Regions from separate parts of the Homo sapiens genome. Here region 1 is linked to region 2. A link is a loop called in an ENCODE intact Hi-C map of the cell type or tissue named here. Cell type or tissue: endothelial cell of umbilical vein. All regions are shown on one strand. Each heading gives the region's core, and the rest is flanking DNA. Links, peaks and the distances in the headings are about the cores only. Region 1 overlaps LOC105373188 (a long non-coding RNA gene). Region 2 overlaps LOC105373186 (a long non-coding RNA gene).

Region 1 (5,389 bases), core at 244-5,243, 200 kb after region 2:
AAACAGTCCAGTTGGGTGGACCCTAACAGTAACCAGTGGGGATATTTTGTGTATCTCTATTGCCACATCATGCCATTGACTACCAGTGCCCTTCTTACTGCTAGAAGTAGACTCATTAGTGCTTTTAAATTTAATCATATTAGAGAAGACTCAAAACCAAGTCAGAGAATTCATACTTAAGATTCTATCCCCCTGGAACCACTCTTGGTATTAAAATCTGTATCAGTTAGCATTTAATCAGAGAAGCAAAAACTAGTATCTATCTAGATCTCTATATTTATATCAGATATTCTGCAGAGTGGCATTATTGACTTTTGGGCTGGATAATTCTTTGTTGGGGTGTGAGGGTGGGGGACAGTCCTGTGAATTGTGGGTTTATCTATGGCCTCTACTCACTATATGCCAGTAGCACAACTCTCTACCCTCCACCAAGTTGTAACAACCAAAAACGTATGCAGACACTGCCAAATGTTCCCTGAGGGTGAAAATTGCCTCCAGCTGAGAACTACTGGTATCTCTATATTATCTATATTTTTATTTATAGCTATATGTATCTCTTCCTCTATCTGAGAGAGAAATTGGTTATACGGAATTGGCCTTATGCAATTGTAGGAGCTGGCTAAGCAGTCTCTGTATGGCTGTTTTCTCACACATGATGCTGAGGCTTCAAGATCACAGGGATGGCAGTCAGAAAAGGAAAAACACAAGCAGGCTGGAACCAACAAGCTTAAGCTGGAACTCCGTGGAGAAGGACTAAAACCTGTGTTCATTCTTGTTGCCTCTAACCTTGGTAATGAGGGTATCCAGCAGAAGTGGGGCCCTTTGTCACAAAGTGAAACACACACCCCTGGTCTAGGAGTCTGAGAAGCTGAAAGAATATCAGCGGCAGGTAGAGCAGCCACAGAATCAGATGCTGCTTCACACCAGTAGGGTGAATCTACAGATCAGCAACAATATGTGTGAGCCACAAAATGGCCACTGCTTCTCTTTCAGCCTCTAAATGTCTCAAGAATCTTCCCTATGTCTTACCTCAACTCAAAACAAACAAGAGAAAAAATTCTGGGAAATGCAATTCAGCCTAGACAAGGTGACATATGAGAAAGCCATTACAAGATAGTTTGCTCAAAGTAGGATCCAAATTATGTCCATACTCAAATGAAAATATTATCCAAGCTGGGAGAATGTGTGGTTCCAAAGACTGACTACAAAATAAATTATGAGCTTAAATGGATTAAAATCATATTAAATATGTAGAAACTTCAAAACTCCACAAATCCAAAGTATGTCATGTACGGATAGAAATTTTTTCTTCACTGATGAGATAGAAAAAGAATTTGTCTGGCACAATGTATGACCCTTTGTCTATTCAAAAATGATCACAGCTAATGCAAAACATTTAACAGAAAGATAAATTTAATGTTAACAAGCACATTTGATAATTGTCCCAGGAAAGATTATAGGTAACTGGATGGAAGTATTTTTCAAGTAATCTAGGATAGTCAACATTTTAAATGCACCACAGAGACATTTATCTCAGCAATTCAGCAAAGCAGCATCAACTCTTGAGCCAGAATAAAAGCTTTCAGCTTCTCTTTTGAGAAGATTCTGAGCATTTACTTCATTTATAGTAAGGCTCTCTCAAATTTTTCTCTAAGATTTCCCAGAACCTTTCTGAGGCTTCATGCAATTTATATAAGTCACTTAACAAGCACTTGTTGAGCTGTTACCATGTGTCTGGCACTCTTCTAGGTGCTCTCTATAGACAAAGAATAAAATAGACAATCTATTCTCAAGAAACAAGCCTTCAGTGAATCAATAAACAAATATATATACACACATATAGTTGTGACAAGTGTTAGGAGGAAAAATATGACTGGGCAAAAGGATGGAGAGTTATACAGAGGAATGCTCATGCCTTTTTATATCAAGTATTCAGGTCTTTATACTTTATATCAAGTATTTACTTCAAGATACTTTATATCAAGTATTCAAAGTCCACTAAAGATTATCTGTAAGTAGAGATTTGAATCAAATGACGAAGTAAGTGAGTGAGGATTTCTAGAGGGGAAATCCTAGCATTCTAGGAGAGGGAATCATAAATGCAAAGGCCCAGAAGATGGGAGCTGTTAGCATGTTAGAGGTCCAGCAAGGAGTACCTGGAGTAGAAGGAGCCAGGGAAAGAGAGTTGGGAGGTGAAGTCAAGAGAGATCCAGGGGCCAGACTCAGAGACCATGGTTAAGATTTTCTTCTGAGAGACAAGAGAAGCCACTGGAGGATTTTGAGCAGAGTGGCAAGATGTGAGTTTTGTTTTTAAAGGATCTTTCTGTTTGCTTTCTGGCAAGTTGACATTAAGGGGACAATGGTGGAAACAGGGAGACCAGTGAGGAGGCTATTGCAATAATTCACTATACTAGGGTGGTAGTGATGAAATAAGGTGGGATAGTCAGATTCTGGAATTCTGGGTATATTTTAAAATAGAGATTATGGGATTTGCTTATAGATGCTATGTGGGATGTAAGAGAAAGGGGTCAAATAAATGTAATTATGTTTAAAAACTTCGTATTTAACTTCTCTCTTCCTTTTCTTCAACAGAGTTATCATTTCTCTCTCTCCAAACACTCAGCACCCTACCACTTGCCTCTAGCTGTCTAAAACTCTTACCATTCCCCCTACCCCTATAATGAGACATCCAACCCAACTCTACAACTTCTATTTGTCTATTTTTGCTATAAAAATCCTCCCTTTCTGCCTGTTCCTTATTCAATGCTCACCCCATCACTCCATTCAAAGCCTTTATGCTCTGAGACTAACTTTTTTCGCTCACATCTTAAACAGAAAGTATCTGATGTGAGTAATTCAGATTCGGGTAGAAATGACTAATAATTTAAATTAAAATAGTTTACTTTTCAGGGAGGTATTTTAAAAAGCTTTGAAATCACCCAAAGAAGCCCTTTTCTTGTAAACACGCCTAAGTTCTATGATCACCTACAAATTACACTTACCCTTTTCTTGTGGTAAACACTCCATGAGTTCTATGATCACCTGCAAATTACACTTAGTTGCTGACTGCCCCCCATCCATGCAGGCCTTATGCTGACATTATCGAGGCTCACGCTTTATCGGAAAAGGAAACTACAGGAAATGAATCATGAATCATTATTTTTAAAGAGCAACTCCATCACAGCTTGCTTATCATTATTAATAAATGAAGAAAAGAGCTAAACATGTGAACTTACATCACAAGAAGAAAGATTGAAGTCTCTTAACATACCCGGACAGACTTGTCATAAACTATTGCCTGCTCTGTGGACCCAGCAGACTTTGTCCCAGGCCATTGAATGTTCTGAGCCCATTGAATTCCCCTAAGAATCATTTACTACTCCCCCTAAAATCATCCATGTTTCCCTATCTCCCTTTCCACTAAGAAGAAGGGTAAATAAGCATCTCTACCCAATTGTGTGGTGGGGTAATCTCTCTGTGATTTTTCCCTTCGTGCACATGAATACATTTGTATGCCTTTTCTCTTACTAATCTGCCTTTTCAGTGGGGCTTCAGAAGGTGAATGGGAAGTTTTCCCTTGGTCCCTACAAGGTCTTAGTTACCTGGCCAAACCTAGCAGCAAAAGTTGGGAAATTTTTAGCCAACTTTAGAGAAGAAATGCTAAGTGAATATTATTTTGTTATCAAGGTAGCCCTGATGAAGTAGCTGGGAAAGTTCTTTTACTTACTGTTTTTCTTCAGCCCTTATTTATAGGTACAGCCACTTAAAAAAAACAGATGAGCCCCATGATGGAGTCAGAGCTTCCTGACCCCTGACCAGATACCAGAGGGAGATAAGACCCTGAAACCAACCCAAACTGGAAGAGATAACCCCAGTGGCCTTTAGATCATTAACATATCATCATAATGCTAAAATTCCCACTACAGAAAGAAAATTTCTGCCATTTTATGTACATGGGTTGTACGAAGATGTGTGTTTATGAGTTAAGTCTGCACATGTGTAGTCCCACCCTACACATGCTAACCTTCCTTCTTGCTCCTTGGACCCAGCCCTTAAAAACTCCATGTCTTCTATTGGTCGGGGAGAAAGGGTCTTTAGAGTGTAAGCTTACTCCTTCTTCATTTCTGGAAAGAAATAAAACCTGCTTGCCTTTTGTTCCAATTGGGTGTTCTTTCTCTGTGACCAATACAAAGTAGGGAAAAAAACTCAATTTGCCAGTGACAATACGAGCAACTAGCAATTTGAGCAAGTATAGCCAGCTTATTTTCCCTGTACCATTCCATTTGAGATAATGTGCGCTTCTAAGGATATATGCTTTTATTGTCATGATGGAACTGAAGTGGATGAAAGTGCCTCTAGCTGCTCTGTATCTAGTTATTCAGTGGATCCCCAAATCCGGTTATAAAACCTATAAGATTTTATTTGTTCATATTTCCCAAATGAAAAAAAGATTTAGTTTTATTTTCTTTTTGTCTCCTCAAACAAACAAACAAAAGCTAAGCTAGATTTGACACAAAAGTATCTAGGTTCTTCTCCCCATCGCACCCCCAACCCCCAAGAAACTTACGCTGAAAAGAGAGAATAATAGAGATTAAATGTCAGCTGTGTCAATCTATAATTCAAAGTGATAAAATGAAAAGAGACCCCCAATATCACCCTGGCTCAGGTGATATAGCAGGGTAAGTGGCAAACCCTTATCTAGGCATCTATTCCAAGACAGGCTACTGTGAGGTGATTTCAAAATTGCTGGCTCTAAACAGAGACAAAGATCTTAGGGGCTTTGTTCACATGTTTTACCTCTTTCTTCATTTATTAATAATGATAAGCAAGCTGTGATGGAGTTGCTCTTTAAAAATAATGATTCATGATTCATTTCCTGTAGTTTCCTTTTCTGATAAAGCGTGAGCCTCGATAATGTCAGCATAAGGCCTGCGTGGATGGGGGGCAGTCGGCAACTAAGTGTAATTTGCAGGTGATCATCACTACTTAGAAGTGTTTACCACAAGAAAAGGGCTCATTTGGGTGATTTCAAAGCTTTTTAAAATACCCCCCTGGAAGAGACCAGAGGTAATTGTTTTCTTCTTTGATGGGTCTAGACTTTGGGCAGATAAGAGAATTTCAGAGAAGAACTTCATCCAGTGCTTTGAGAGAGACAATGAATTGAGAGAAAAGAGTGGGGGAGGTCAGAGAAATCTTGACGCTTCTTATTCAGTTCAGCATGTCGAAGTGTCACATTTTGGGAGTATTAGTTTTTGCGACCCAGCATTCCCCTGTCTGAAACTTACCAAGAAGTTTCACACCTAGAGTTTGTGGCTATGGAGAAAAAATTGAGCCAGTAGCTGAATGGCAAAGGATCCCACCAAACCAGTCTCTCATTTTTGGGACTAGG
Region 2 (5,389 bases), core at 307-5,306:
CTCAAGGCATGGTGTGAGAACCTAGGAGCTCACAAGGGTAAACAAATCCATTTCAGCTGGATCCAGATCTTGAACCACCACACATGAAGGATAGAAGCATACCTCTTTCTTTAAGCCTAAGATTAAATATATAGATCTTTAGCATCTAATCATACAAGGCATCTTTGAACAAAAGATGTTGTCCAAGCTTTCTTGGATGCACTGACTCTGCCTTCCATCATGCTCAATAATGAGAATGAGTTTAATGTGATCATATGGGCTCTTTGAAGAACAGGACATCTAAGCAGCACTCACATCTTGTTTCTGGAGTGTGATAAACTCCTTGGTGTTCTTTCTGAGGGGAAGTATTACATGACTTAACCTCACCTGATGTTATCTCACCTGTTCTTTACCAATAATTAATACTAGTTACACTCAGTTATCAAGGACCTGTTTAAGTGTAGGACCTTTGGTTCCACCCTGAACTTGGCCATTGTTTCATTCTTGGATTCTGACTATGGCCGGGTGCTTTGATGAGGTCTGATCCAGGGACCAATGGATAAAGACTTTGCTGAAGAAGTTAAGAAATCCTTAAAGAAGATTGCAATAAGCACATTAATATATCCCTGTTGAAAAGGAAAATGAAATACCAGAATACCATGGCTTCATATCACTGTGGCTGATATATACCCTACTCAATATATACCTGATGCAGGTCACGTTTGCAAGAACTAGACTCTGAGTCAGATATTTGCCAGCAAGAGATTTATGGGGGAGTCCTTTTGGGATTAATAACTGGAAGATTGAATGAAGCAAGATTAAACAGAGGGCACTGTTGAATTGAGAAGCAATTACAACAAAGGCCTCAGCCAATCGTATGGAGACCTGAAGACCTGGGATGGCCCTGAAGAACTTTCTCAAACTGGGGCAAGTGGGTCGAGTCTTCATACACCCAGATATACCGATCACTGGGTATCAGTTCCCCCGCAGAAATGGAGCATGACTTTGGATGAGGCAGATCTCTTCAGCAGAAAGCAATTTCTAGAAAGAGTGAACAGCTAAAGGATGTATGTTGCCAACAATCCCAAAACCTGAGGGAGTGAGTACTTTAATCCTGAAGGCAGTATCTTAGCAGCATACCACAGCATCCTCTACAGTGTTTATAACATATAAAGTAAGGAATTAAGGATATTTGAGTCTTCCCTGTTCTTAATCTGTACCAAGTTTTTATTCTTCAGACAATGCCTATTCCTGAGCTACTTCATGATACACTGAAAAAGACATTTCATGAATGTCAAGCAGTTGTTGATTTCTCAGCCTATTAGTGCTCTTTCATGAATATATATTATTTTTTCTTACAACTCATGCTTCACATTAGGGGAAAAACATGCCAAATAGTTCTAAGGTATTGATTGCATTCTACTCAAAAAACAATGTCTTCTGCATAACCAAAATCTTACACAAATTGAAAAATAAAGATCTTGCTATTACTTCAGGAATCAAATGCTTTATAAATATCTCTATCGTCATGTCTTAACAATTTTTAATAATCCACTTACTATTTTTTTCTAAGATAAGCCTTCTTTCTTTATTTCAATGTATTTAGTTCTATAATGTTTACTATATGCTGGTATTGTTCTAAGTGGTTAACGTACAGTAATTTACTTAATTCTTACAATCACATGACTTAGGTAAAATTATTCAATTCATTTTACTGATGAGCATATCAAAGCATACAGAGGGATAAGTAACTCACACAGCTGGTTAGTAGCAGCTGGGATTTCAACCCAGGCAGTCTGCCTCCAGGGCCCCTGCTCCTCGACACTATGCTATACTACCTTTGTAATATCATATGCTAACACCTTGTGTCTTCTGATACTTTATGGAATTATGGATGTGAAATCTTCATTTCTCACCTCTTGATGCATATGAAACACTATGTTAATCCTATGGGATCCCAGACAATTCTCTTAAATGTATGTTTGTATATCTGATGTGTAGGGGGATGCAGTGGAGGCAAAATGGTGGTGATGGTGGTAAGGTTATCAGCATGTAGTATGAGTGAAGGAGACAAGATTTTTGTATGTATAAAATGTATGTTATTTTAAGAGGCAGTAATCATATTATCATGTCAAGATTACAGCCTAGTCCTAGAATTTAATTACTCCTGATGAGAAAATTACCTTTAAGCAGTTCCATGCAGTCCAGATTAGTCAGGATAGCCTATCAAACTCATCTACTTTTCCATGTAAGGTTAATTAAGAAACGTTAATCAAAAATACATACCCATTGGCCAGGCATGGTGGCTCACGCCTGTAATCCCAGCACTTTGGGAGGCTGAGGTGGGTGGATCACTTGAGCCCAGAAGTTCGAGACCAGTCTGGGCAACATGGTGAAATCCCGTCTCTACAAAAAAAAAGAAAAAAAAATATATATATATATATAAATTAGTTGGGCACAGTTGCATGCACCCATTACTTAACCAGCTACCTGGGAGGCTGAGGCAGGAGAAGCTCTTGAACCCAGGAGTCAGAGGTTGCAGTGAGCCCAGATTGTGCCATTGCCCTCCAGCCTGGGCAACTGGAGTAAAATCCTGTATCCAAAAAAAAAAAAAAAAAATTGATTTAACATACATATCCATTTTTCCAGACCATTTCATGGTAAGAATGTTTTCTTTTTTTTTTTTCACTATGCTCAATTCCTTCTCAAAATATCTTGGAGTTCTCCCAATTTCATCTTAAATGTCACAGATATGCACCAGTTATTGTAACAGATATTGCCAGCTACAATCATTCCTAATGCTGATGCCCTATGTACCTCTCTTATGTTATGCATTTTGGAAAACTTTCTCAGAACCTTCATCAAAACTAGTGCAGCTTCCAAAAGCATGGGCAAAGAGAGTTTTCATTGCTTCATTGGCCACTCCCACCTTAACCCTGAAGCCAGTCTTGCCATGTGACTAATGAGGCAGCCTCACAAGAATTATTTTCAGGCTCTGTATTCTGTCTCAGCTGCAGAATTGTGGGCTAATAGGAATGGTGCAGAAGCTGCTTTGCCCAAACTACTCTCCAATCTCCTCTCGGTGTTGCAAAATCAACAAAGCTGTTTCCTGCCTAGATAAGTATGGGCAGAGAATCTGGGCTGCACATGGTCTAAAATCACGGAAGCAATTCTCATAGGTGGGTATGACAACAGAAGAACTAAGATTGTTTTTTGGAACTTATTTTCTAGCCATGCACCCTGTACATTCCCCAAACCATGTGTTGAGTCATATTCACTAATATCATAGGGGCCAAAGTGAAGAAATCTTGTATCTCCATATTCACTAGTGTAACAGATGACCTCGAATCAACCAGTTAGAAGGCAGGCTTAAAAGGGGTCCTCCTTGTTTATTAAAGTGGGGTTCCTGGGGCCACAGAGCATCCGTGGTCTTGTTACCAGACATCTGTAAGCATATTAATGCAAATTTACTAACTCTACATTTAGATTTTGATAATATAAATATATTCAATTAAGCATAGTCTTTATAATGCCACCAACCAATTAATGTGGTCTGTTACTGTATTTCAATACCTGTGTGTGTATAATTAGGTTTACTATCTCATTACTGTTAAATAATATCACTTTACTGTTATTACCTAATTTTTGAAGATGAAGTAGATGTAATATATAAAAGATATCATTATCCTCCAGTAAAAGACAAATGACCTAACAGCCAACACAGTAAGAGCAGAGGTTTTACATTAGTTTGAAAAAGAGACAAGTCAAAAACAGGCTTACCTCAGCCTCAGAGCCTTTGCACCCACTGTTCCCTCTGACTGGAACACTGAGCCTTCCTCACCCAGTAACACCCAAATACTCACTCTTTCACCTGCTTCAAGTTTTCTCTACAAATACCACCTTCTCCATGAGGCCTTTCCTAAATTACAAATTGCAGCTCCCTTTTCTCAAATCTCCCTTCTCTAGATTTTTTCTCCTTAGCACTCAATATCATCTGACACACTACATATTTCACTTATTTATTTGGTTTTCTATCTATCTTATAACACTAGAATGTAAGCTTCATGAAGATGGGGAATTTTATTTTGCTCACAGATATATTTGCAGCACCTAGAAAAGCATCATTAGGAATAATAGGTGCTCAACCAGTGCTTGTCAAATGAACAAACACATGAATGAATGAAGATTTAAACTGTAAATACCAGTTTGCCTTTATTATCATCTTATTTGTCACATAAATGTCATTAATTTGTATTTTGTCACTTCCTAGTTTTGCTTACTTTTCATTTGGAAATCTATTTTTAATTTATACTGGTGTAATGACAATACATATAAGCAGCTTATTATACCTAAGTGATGTAGCTTGGATATTTGTCCCCTCCGAATCTCATGCTGAAATGTAATCCCCAGTGTTGGAGGTGGGACCTGGTGAGAGGTGTTTGGATCATGGGGGTGGAACCCTCATGAATGGCTAGGTGCCACCTCCTTGGTGTTAAGTGAGTTCTCACTCTGAGTTCACAGGCGCTCTGGTCATTTAAAAGTGTGTGCACCTCCCCCATCTCTCTCTTGTTCTTGTCCTCACCATGTGAGATGCCTGCTTCCCTTTCCATCATGATTGTAAGCTTCCTCAGGCCCTCACCAGAAGCAAATGCAGGCACTACACTTCTAGTACTGTCTGTAGAACCATGAGCCAATCAAACCTCTTTTCTTTATAAATTACCCAGCCTCAGGTATTACTTTATAGCAATGCAAAAACGGCCTACCACATCTAGTGCTTGTTCCTACATGTTTAAATAACACAAGAAGAAATAGTAAAGATAACACTTACATGCAGTCTTTCTTCCCCTTTAAAAGATATTTGTATGTTGTCCAAATTTAAAAAACTATGTTGGATAAGAAGATTGTTGGCTACTGAGTCATCAGGAAGGGATCCTGTTTGCTGGGGCACTCCGCGATTCCATCTTTGTGTTTGATCTTTCAAGTTCCTCCTGCCTCCCTGCACCCTACCTTGGGCAGCAAAAATTGTACAAAACAAGAAGTGGGATGTGGGCTGTTGAGTAGCATCTTTACAGAAAAATAAAGTACTGTTATGGAAGTCAGCTTCTCCCCTGCACATTAGTGTTACTCAAAAATTGCAACAGCTTTAAGAATCCATCTTTTAAATAAGATCTCATTTCTCTGAAATTGTAGCTATTGTAAAGCACATTCAGAGGTTTATATAGTAGTGTGTATTTTCCCCCTTAAGTTGATGGTTGTGACTATTAGGCAGTTGTTGAATGTACCAAAAAATCAATTGTTCTGGGGATGATTTCTCCACCAATTGTTCAATCCCAAAGTGTCTTGATGGTGCTAGCTCAGTGCTTCAAATGATTGCTAAGCTCTTTTATCAGCCATTTCTTTGATTATTCCA

The links. A loop is a pair of places that touch in the nucleus more often than their neighbours do. Peaks named below come from ENCODE experiments on the same cell type or tissue, not always from the same donor. Only the 100,000 strongest peaks of a DNase experiment are listed, where the experiment ranks them.
Region 1: a loop joins it to region 2, with 2.7 times the contacts of the local background. A loop is called at or near these places in 3 of 110 quality-filtered maps.

What each region holds. Positions count from the first base shown.
Region 1 is chrX:42,943,928-42,949,316 of GRCh38, forward strand. LOC105373188 (a long non-coding RNA gene) reads left to right here. Exons shown (of 5, transcript XR_949037.3): 5 at 613-1,129. Among named protein-coding and RNA genes, the nearest start is that of PPP1R2C, 170 kb to the left of the region's middle. RefSeq lists a silencer at 581-640 and an enhancer at 4,567-5,389. In endothelial cell of umbilical vein, for the core only: no CTCF peak of the experiment used is centred there; DNase peaks (open chromatin) are centred at 3,084 and 4,934.
Region 2 is chrX:42,743,757-42,749,145 of GRCh38, forward strand. The region is part of intron 1 of LOC105373186 (a long non-coding RNA gene); the gene reads right to left. Among named protein-coding and RNA genes, the nearest start is that of PPP1R2C, 32 kb to the right of the region's middle. In endothelial cell of umbilical vein, for the core only: no CTCF peak of the experiment used is centred there; DNase peaks (open chromatin) are centred at 3,035 and 4,905; H3K27ac peaks cover 1,040 bases.